Regions from separate parts of the Homo sapiens genome. Here region 1 is linked to region 2. A link is a contact called in ENCODE Hi-C or POLR2A ChIA-PET data. All regions are on one chromosome and are shown on one strand. Each heading gives the region's core, a stretch centred on a gene start or an enhancer-like site at or near the end of the contact. The rest is flanking DNA. Distances are from core to core; before and after follow the strand shown.

Region 1 (5,314 bases), core at 1,004-3,503, 220 kb after region 2:
TTTTACTGGTTGGTTCAATGCTGAATCCCCAACCCTGAGAATAGTACTTGGCACATAGAAGGAGCTCAGTAAAACTTGACTGAATGGATGAATATGTGATTGGTTCCACAATGACATCACCGAGAGAATTTAGGGTGAGTTGGTCTACGCCTATGAACAGACTAGGCTGGAGAGCTACCCTCCACTGGGCTTAGGTTCCCAGCAAGTGACATTCATCTCTCACCCTGCTCTCCAGGTGCCCGTGTGGCCTGTTAGCACCCAACCTTGGAGCTGCCTGGCCTGGAATTACCCATGCACTGACTGTCCTCATCAGATGGCCAGCTTCTAAAGGGAAGGGCCACTTTCTGGACTCTTATTTTTGCCTCCAGGGCCTGGAGAACTGTCAGTGCTCAAGAAATGTCTACCAAATTGAAATTTAAATAGATACAGCCTGTGGGTTTGAATTTGGGATCAGTACTTTTCCCAGAATGTCCTAAAATTTCTGTGTAAAATACCAGGTATTGTATCGATCAGATACTTAAGCACTGCCCAGAGCCTGCCATTTTCTCAAGTGCTACAGAATCACTTAATTCCTGAACAGCTGTTACAAGCAGCCACAACAACAGTGGAAACAGATAATGACTTCAAAACGTGGACAGAAATTGAAGAATTGAAATTAATAAATGTGTAATTAAATGTTAGATATTTACCATCGTGTGAACTTTGTTATTTGCTGAATTTCGGAGTCTTGAACGTTTTATTATATTTGAAAATAATTTGTGGCATAGATTATCCTCACTTCACAAAAAATTCTTGAGTTTGCACAGTGGGTGTCAAGGGATCTTAGCCAACCATAAATTAAATAAGTTACATAAAAGTAAGTAAATGTAAAAGCAAAATTATAAAAGCCTTTTCAAAAGTGTGGATGGCAGAAAAAATATTTAATGATAGATGCGGATGTATTTTAATATGTTTGATGTGGGGTGAAGTCCTCTAAAAGTAAGGGACACAAATTTCAAAGCAACCTACCTGAAATACTATAGAATTGTAGCATAATATACAGTGCTTTCATAGAGTTTCCAAAAATTAGAAATTCAGCCTTTCCCCTCTAGGATTTTTAGATGAATTCCTAATGTCATCTCATCTCATCAATGTAAAATAATCTCCTTGACCTTTGGTGATTTTGCTCATCGAATAGCTTCTGTTTTGTAATCTATTTTTTTCTTCATCTTCCTTCAGGAATCCTGTTCACGATGCTGGTATTTGGACCAGCCTGCGGGTTTATCCTGGGCTCTTTCTGTACCAAAATCTACGTGGATGCGGTCTTCATTGACACAAGTAAGGAATATATCTCCATGTCTACCTTCCATCCGCAAGCGTTTCCTCCCTCATAAATGCGGCTTCAGCCTGTGGGTTCTAAAACCTTCTTGCTAAGAGACAGTCTTGATGCCCCTGCCTCTGTAGCTGGGGCTCACCCGAGATTAGATGAAAGAACGTGAGTGTTGGTTCAGAGGGCCTGACTCAAGTCTGGGTTCTGCCAACATCTACCTAGAGGCTGAATAACCCCCAATAGCTGATTTTACTCCTCAAATCTGTATTTTCCTTATCTGTAAATAAAGGGTAACAATAATTACATCGGCCTGGCAGATAAGAATTTAATGAGAGTGTCTGTGTAGAAATGCTTGGCATATCCTCATTGAGTGGGGGCCCATTAACCTATATGAGGATCCTACTTTCCAAACTAAAAGTTGGAGCATGTGTTCTGGAGGTGCAAGTGTACAAACGGGGTCAATGAGACAGAATATTGGAACATCCTTTTAGAAGACACTGTTGTGGTGGCCTTTGTGAGGAAATATCCACATTCAAAACCATTTTAAGCAGAACCTGTGTTCTTAGCAGGAAGTGCAAGTGCATTTCTCAGAATACCCTGAGTTCCCCAATCCATGATTGTGGGATTGAATGGGATGCTAGATCGATGGGCTAGACTATTCTGTGGTGACAGACAGTCCCAAAACCTCAGTGATTTTATACAACTAAGGTTTATTTCTTGGTCACACTACATATGCAGTGTAGGTCAGCAGTGTCAGGGTCAGGGAGACTTGGCTCATCGTGGTGACCTGTAGATCTACTCTCAGGATCGATAAGCATTCTCAGCCCCCCAGGCCCAGGCCCACAGAAGTTCCATCCTGACCCCAGCTTGCACAGTTACCAAGACAGGAAACCAGTTTTACTCTGGCCCTTGAAACCTCTACTCAGAAATGACATACAGTGTTTCCCCTCATATTTCATTAACCAAAGCAAGTCACGTGGTGTATTGGTTTCCTGTTGCTGCATAAGAAATAACCCCAAACCTAATGACCTAAAACAGCAGACATTTCTTATCATACTGTTTTTCGTATTTTTTTCTGTGGGTCTGGAATACAGGAGCAGCTTCACTGGGCAGTTCTAGCTCAGGGTCTCTTATGAGGCTGCAGTCAAGGTGTTGCAAGGTGGCAACCTGGTCTTGGATCATCCCAAGGCTCAGCTTGGGGAGGATCCACTTCCAAGCTCACTGCCATGGGCCCACAGGAGGGGACTACCTCACCGTGACACCCCTGAAGCAAACAACCCAAGAGAAGGTGAGAGAGAGCACCTGAGGCAGGAGTCACAGTCTTTTTATAACCTAATCTCAGAAGTGACATCTCATTACTTCTGCTGTATTTCGTTTGTTAGAAGCTAGTCACTTGTTCAGGTTTACTATGGAAAGAGAAGGGATTATTACACAAGGACCAGAATACCAGGCAGCAGGGACTTTAGGGGACCGTCTGGGTCATTGCCTACCATGTGCTGTCACATCTCTACCTTGTGTCTGAAAAGGAACACTATATTTCCATGTAGTTTAGCATGCAGCAAAGCCATATTTCCTTTCTCTCTGAAAACAGAGGGTGAGAAGCCATTCCAGCCTCTGCTTCTCATGCCGATCTATCCTCAGGATCAGTAAGAATTCTCAGTCCCCAGGTTCTCAATCCATCATCTCTTGACAATGCTAAATTTACTAATTCACCCCAAAGAAATAATGTGGTTTTAAATCCAAGTCGCTTTGTGATTCACTCCATTAATCCTACTGATATATTTACTTGTAGCTAATGATGTTACAAATTTCCAAGTGGAAAAAAAAAATCAGAGGCAGCCCTATTTATTTATACTTTTAAAGTGCTGAGTCTGTTCCGAAGGTGATTGAGTGCTGGTGTTTTGCAGCCGTCGGCTGGCCCTTTGAACCCGTTTCCTAGGGAGTGTGGTAACAGGTAGGCTGGGAAGACACAGGACACATGAAGTGAGTCAGTTTCCATCTTGCTCGTATAGACAGGCCAGCTTCCACCACTGCACCCAAGGCAGCACAAGACAGGGCCAGCAGAGGGGATAGAGAGGAGGCATACTCCTGATGCAATGGGGAAGCCACCTTGAAGGGTAGCAAAGTGGCCAGATAGCATATTTTGCCCTCAGTGCTATCAGTGGTGGCCTTGAACCAAAAGCCTGCGAATGACCAGAATATCTGAGCTGGAAAGAGCCTCAGACATCATTCCTTTCCAACTCTTTCATTTTACAAATGAGGAAACCAAGTCACAGAGAGGGGAAGGGATGTCCCCAATCCAAGGAATGTATCTCTATAAAACCCCGATCTCCTGAGCCTGCCTGTGGAGATTTCACTCACCAAACTCTCTTAGGAGAATGAAACAGCACCTTTTCTCAGTGCCTGAAATGACCAGCGGGTAGACAGATGGCTGGAGGGGGCTTAGCCCATCCACTCCCAGTTCCCTCCATTTGCTGAGACTGTTCCTTCAGCCTGGAATGCTGTTCCCATCTTACTGTGTTCGGCATCTCTGTTTGCCCGTTAAGGCCCAGGGTGGAGCGGTGTGATCCATGGTTCCAGGCTCATTGGCTACTTGGTGCCTGCATGGATGTAAGGCAGGTGGGCTCCTTTCAGTCCCGTGTGGGCATCTCGCTGATGACAGGCTTCCCCACCAAGTTGATAGCGGACTTCCCTTTCTGTTTCCAAAGAATGCAAGGTGCATTGTCAGTCACGGTCTTTGTTTGCGTCCTTCCCGGAGGCACCGTGAGGCACCGTGTGGCACAGCTCTTTACCGGTAGAGGGCAGAAGAATATCATTTATCCTATTTAGGGAGTCAGCCATAGAATTCTATAGTTGCCAGCAGTTTTTATTGTTTCTAGTCTTGTGAAACTTGCCGCCTGCAGGTGGATTTGGGCTGTATTTGAGGAGGGGATTCTTAATTGCTTTAGGGCCTCCCCTATCTTTTCCTTGCTTTCCTAAAACAGTGCTCTTCTGTAGGGCTGTCCAATGTATGGGAACATTACTGTAGGCATTAATAGGCAAGGGCCACACACGTGGACACATGTTTCTGAAGTCCCCACTGAGATTGGGGTCCAGGAAAAGCAGCAGCCTAAAATTTGTGGGGAAGGAGCAAGGCAGGTCCACAGAGGGCCCTCGTTATGGGGTAGATGGAGGAGAGAAGGCGGCGTCCACCACATAGCCTGGTGCCAGCATTGAGAGGAGAATCCAGTGAGGAAGCCTGGTTGAAACTTGTGAGTAGATGCAGCTGGGGTGCCAAGGAGGGCTGGTTGTAGACATGGGCCAGTTCTGGGGTGACAGCCCCCACGGGGCACCTTGCCTGGAGGTCCCAGCTGGCTCCACTTGGACATGGGCTGCTCCCGCTGCTGCCTTTCATCCATGTTTGATCGCTACGTGGTTCCCTTTGCTCCTCAGCTCAGGGAGAATAAATCCCTCCCCTGAGAGCTGGGGGAGGAAATGATGGTGCCTCCAGAATTTCTTTTTTAGGTTCTTTGTTAACTGAAACCCAGGTGAGAACAGGACCTTGAAAAAACGGACTTAGTAGCAGAGTACATATCTAATCACTGCCTTGGCCAACCTTAACTATGTGGGTTTATTACAAAAAGATTAGTAGTAACAGCAGCCATGAATTGGTCACTTCTTAAAGCTATACATAGATTGCCTCATTGGAGCCTCAGCACATTCTCATGGGAGTGTAGATCCTACTGTTAGGTGAGGCATTATCATGCAGTGGTTAAGAATTCAAGCACTGGAATCAGACTCCATTTGAATCCTGACTACACCCCCTTATGAGTTCTGTGATCCTGGGGACATCGCACACACATCCTGAGTCTGTGTGTGGATGGCATGAGTTACTCATGCAAAGCATTTAGCACAGTGCCTGGCATATAGTAAGCACACAATAAATACTTATAATAAGAAATCCGAGAGAGGTTAACAGTTTCCACAGCTAGGGATAGAGCAGGGATTCATCCCCAGGCCTGTCTG
Region 2 (4,663 bases), core at 1,419-3,918:
AAGGGGGTCAGGGCAAGCTTGCCAGCTTCCTGCTTGCAATTCTGTGAATCGAGTAAGTTGCCAATCCTTCCCTTTGGGGAGGATTGAGTGGGGAAGTTAGAAGAGCAGATGCTTTTTCTCTGTTAATTTCCAGAAGGTGGACGTTCGTCTAGTCTATATCAAGGTATGAATTCTGGGGAAAGGGAAGAAGAATTTCTTGTTATTATTAGGAATATATCATTTTAGAGTTCTTTCTATTCTTATACATGGAAAAATGACTGGCTGAGTAGATATACTTATAAAATGTATGTTCTAAAAATAGCAGTAAGTTTAATTTCACTGAAACTTAACAGAAGACTTCAGTAAAACTGGAAAGAAGTAACTATCTTTTGCTACTAAATGTTGCTGTAGAAGTGTCCAAGGCCAGCCTTATTTTTCCTCCCTTAGAGATAATTTATTATTGCCTATAGGTTAGATATATGAGGAATCTTTTCTTAATATTTGACAGATAATTTAATTCTGATGTATATTACTGCTGTGTGATGTGTGTCATAGTTTTTGGAACTGGATGTGTATTTTCAATCAACAGATGCAATTCTTTATTAGTTTTGGGAGAATTTCTTTGTATTATCTCTTCAAACACTGGGTTCTATGCAGTGAATTCTCTGCTGTAAGGCACCAATTGTCTGTATGTTACATTGTCTTTGAACTCCATAGTTGTCTGTTTTGCTTCGATTACTTGAATCCCTTTTTTTTATCTGCATTCACCATGTTTATTTTTAGCTTTCCTCTAGTCAGAAAATTGATTTTAAACCATCTTTCTTTAGTCCTGTGTAGATTCTGTTTCATATCTTTATTTTCTAGGGTTGGCTTTAGTTTTCAACGTATTTCTTTAGATCTACAATCTTTTTTTTTTCCCTTTTTTAGATGTTGTCTTTGGGTTCTTGATGTATTGAACTCATATTCTTATTAAGTTCTATGGCTCAAAGATCTTTTGGGGGGTATCTTTCTCTGGCTGAGTTACGTTTTCTTTTATTTTGAGTTCTTTGTCTTTGACACCTACTGTTGCTTTCTTGCCTTTCCAGGAGTCTGTGTTTAAAGATAACCATGCCTTGTGGTTTTTCATTTTATTCTTGCTGAAGTAAATCAGGCTATATCTTTCTTTGATTTATTTATTTGAAGGCTATCTTTTTTCTTCTTGCTACCAAGCTGAAGTTTGAAGGCTGGTTTTTTGTTTCTGTTCATGCTTTCTGTAGCCTGAAGACTTATGAAATGTCTTGGGCCAGTTGAGCTGTAGCAGGTCGTATGCTGGGTGCTGAGTAGGCTTGGCTAGATGTGGTCTTGGCAGCTTTCACTTGTGGGATCTTTTGAAGGCCCTTTTAAGTGGGTTCGGTCTTCCTGTGTGGGGGGCACACACTGCACACCCTCTGGCAGTATTCTGTGGCCTCGGGTCAGCCTTGGGTTTCACGTTGGACTCCCAGAGTCTTCATTCCTTGCAGCAGAGATGATCAACACCACGGTTTATGCATCATCTCATCCTTTTCTCCCCAGCAGATGTTTTCTCTCTTCCCTAGTCAGAAGAAGAGAATATAGGGATAACTACTCAGGTGTTTTTTTCTAGATGTGGTGATATTGATGAAAACTCTCAGAATGTTTATTTATTCACTGTTTTGTCTTCCTGAGGGTGTTTGACTCAGGGCTCTGAGCCTTGCCACACTGGATTCTTTTTCCTTTATTTTATTTCCCAGGCACCTTTTGACTTTATGACACTGGGGTGTGCTCATTTTGTTTTTTTTTGGTTTTTTTTTTTTTTTTTTTTGGCTGATAAGTGTTTTATTTCAGGTTTAATTTTTTTTTAATTCAAATTTAGGAAGAGTGAGATTTTATACAGAGGTTTAATTCTACCATTTTAACTGGGAAATGTCTAGCAACATTTGAAAAGATTGTGTAATATTCCATTGTATTCCATTTCCCTATTTCTGTATGGTAGGTTGCTTATGGTTTTGTTTTGCTGATACAAATTCTGGTTGCTCATTTCTTTTCATTGTTTTGCTTTTCAGAATTACAAAATGGGATGATGAGTTCAAGGGATTGGTCACAAAAGATGTGGGGAGTCAAATCCTCTGTGGAAAGGGGAATTGCCTTCGTCGAGGATGTGGTGTGTGCCCGGGAGGACACAAGCAGTCTGATCGAACTCTCACACAAATCCCATGCAGTAGATGTCATTATTTCTCTTTTCCGTATAAGGAAATAGGGCTCACTTCTAGAAGTTAAAGAATGTGCTGGATGGGCACGGTGGCTCACGCCTGTAATCCCAGCACTTTGGGAAGCCAGTGCGGGCAGATCACGAGGTCAGGAGTTCGAGACCAGCCTGGCCAACGTGGTGAAACCCCTTCTCTACTAAAAATACAAAAAAATAGCCGGGCATGGTGGCAGTTGCCTGTAATCCCAGCTACTCGGCGGGCTGAGGTAGGAGAATCACTTGAACCCGGGAGGCGGATAGGTTGCAGTGAGCCGAGACCATGCCACCGCACTCCAGCCAGGGCAACAAAATGAGACTCCGTCTCAAAAAAAAAAAGAAAAGAAAAAAGAAGAAAGAAAGAACGTGCCCAAGCCCAAGTTGGCACAGCTAGTGTTTGATCTTGAGTCTCTTGGTTCCAGCTCTAAATTCCCTTCTCTTTGATCACACCACGCCTTGAAAAAATTCGCAGCTGAATGCTTCAGTGTCTTGAGTGTGTTGATATTATTTTAACATGTTACCACCTGTGAGAGAACACTGTTCTCACTCTCTCTTTTAAACTGAGGGAAAAGGTAATGAACATTGAACATGACTTTACTGGGACCAGAGAATAACTTCACCAGGGCCAGAGAATCTGTTCTCTGTTCCCTTCCTCCCCTTTAGGGCATGGTGGCGTCTGTAAGTGACAAGAGTGCTCTGAAAAAGACCTGTTATACATTCCAGGGCTGGTCACAGGGCCCCTGCTCCTGGCATGCAGCTACCTGCGTGCTCAGCACTCACCTGCGTTCCTGATTTGAACAGCCAGCCACTCAAACACATGGGCCATTATGTAATATTTCTGCCATAACAATTCCCACAAAATTACAGAGTGTTCTGTGTCAGTGTGAACAGACACTCTAATTAGTGTTTACTTGTTCAACAAGCGATCATTTTTCAAAATTTTAGTGCAAAATTACATTTACCTTATTCAAAAAGTATTCCACAGCGCTGAGTAACATGTTGATGTTTGCCAAAAGATGCTGATGGGAGAGCCATCTATTTACTGTGGGTGTCAGTTTTCTCCTCGAAAACAAAAGTGAGTACCATGCCATCTTACATGTGTGGAGTGTTCAGCCAGTTTCAGTGTTGTGGGATTATGTCATTTCAGACTGACAGCAACCCTGGGACATCTGTGGGGCAATTTTGCCCCACTTTTGTTTTTAATTCTATTATGACGAAACAAAAAAGTAGAAATTATAGTACAGTGGACACCCATGTACTCACCACCTAGGACTGACTAGTTGTTAAGATTTGACACATTTGCTTCATATATACAGCTACATTCATACACACACACACACACACACACACACACACACACATACATACATACATACTTTATTTCAGGACCATTTTAAAGTAAATTATAGAAATGATGACACTTCACACCTAAATACTTCAGTATACCTCTTCATAAACTATGGTCATTTCCCTATAAAACTGCAACCCTACTATCACTCCTAACAAAATTAAGTAGTCCCTAATTTCAATTAATACTTCCTACATATCAGATTTCTCCAAAATGTTCCCAAAATATCTCTATCGCAATTGCCATTTCTAGCTCTATACCTAGCTTTCTCTGGAACTATTTATTTGTTTATAAACAGCCACAAACCAATTCAAGATCATACATTTCATTTGTTCTATGATTTTGTGTCATTTCCTTTGTTTTTTTTCTTTATTGTGGAAAATTACACATAAAATTTACCATCTTAATCATTTTGAAGTGTACAGTGAACTCAGTGGTGTAGTAGTCCCCCTTGCTCTTGGGGGATATGTTCCAAGACCCCTGATATGGATGCCTGGAACCTTGGATAGTACTAAATGCTATATATGATATGGTTTTTCCTATATGTATATACCTATGATAAAGTTTAATTTATAAATTAGGCACAGTAAGATTAACAACAATAATAATTCAACATAATTATAACAATATGCTGTAATAAAAGTTATGTGAATGTGGTCTCTCTCAATACATCTTACTGTTGCTCACTATTTTCTGACTGTAGTTGACCTCAGGTAACTGAAAACTTGGAAGTGAAACTCTGGATAAGCGGGGACTCCTACATTAAGTATATTCACAACGTTGTGCAACTATCACCACCATCTACCTCTGGAACTCTTCTTCCCAGAGGGAAACTCCATACCCATTAAAGATCACTGCCCACTCCCCTTCCCCCAGCCCTGGCCACCACTGTTCACTTCCTATCTCTATGATTCTGACTACCCTAGGGCCTCATATACAGTGTTTGTCCTTTTGCAACGGGCTTGTTTCAGTCAGCATAATGTCCTCACAGGTCATCCAAGTTGGGGGCTGGGTCAGAATTTCCTTCCTTTTTAGGCTGAATTTTCCATAGTATGTATAGACCACGTTTTGCTTATCCAGTCGTCTGTCGATGGACA

Evidence for each region. A loop is a pair of places that touch in the nucleus more often than their neighbours do. ChIA-PET counts read pairs that join two places held with the same protein, here RNA polymerase II (POLR2A). Pooled maps may share reads with other maps.
Region 1: POLR2A ChIA-PET joins it to region 2 with 16 read pairs in activated CD4-positive, alpha-beta T cell. The contact joins two enhancer-like sites. A Hi-C loop is called at or near these places in 4 of 168 maps with a recorded cell type or tissue (dorsolateral prefrontal cortex, gastrocnemius medialis, left ventricle myocardium inferior and 1 more) and 6 of 50 pooled maps. POLR2A ChIA-PET finds 5 or more read pairs at or near these places in 1 of 52 experiments (activated CD4-positive, alpha-beta T cell).

Annotation. Positions count from the first base shown.
Region 1 is chr15:92,093,663-92,098,976 of GRCh38, forward strand. SLCO3A1 (solute carrier organic anion transporter family member 3A1) reads left to right here. Exons shown (of 10, transcript NM_013272.4): 3 at 1,219-1,317. Among named protein-coding and RNA genes, the nearest start is that of SLCO3A1, 240 kb to the left of the region's middle. Within about 2 kb of position 2,254, at least 3 of the 41 ENCODE cell types and tissues checked have a DNase peak (open chromatin) inside an H3K27ac peak, as active enhancers do.
Region 2 is chr15:91,869,988-91,874,650 of GRCh38, forward strand. The region is part of intron 1 of SLCO3A1 (solute carrier organic anion transporter family member 3A1); the gene reads left to right. Among named protein-coding and RNA genes, the nearest start is that of SLCO3A1, 19 kb to the left of the region's middle. Within about 2 kb of position 2,669, at least 8 of the 41 ENCODE cell types and tissues checked have a DNase peak (open chromatin) inside an H3K27ac peak, as active enhancers do.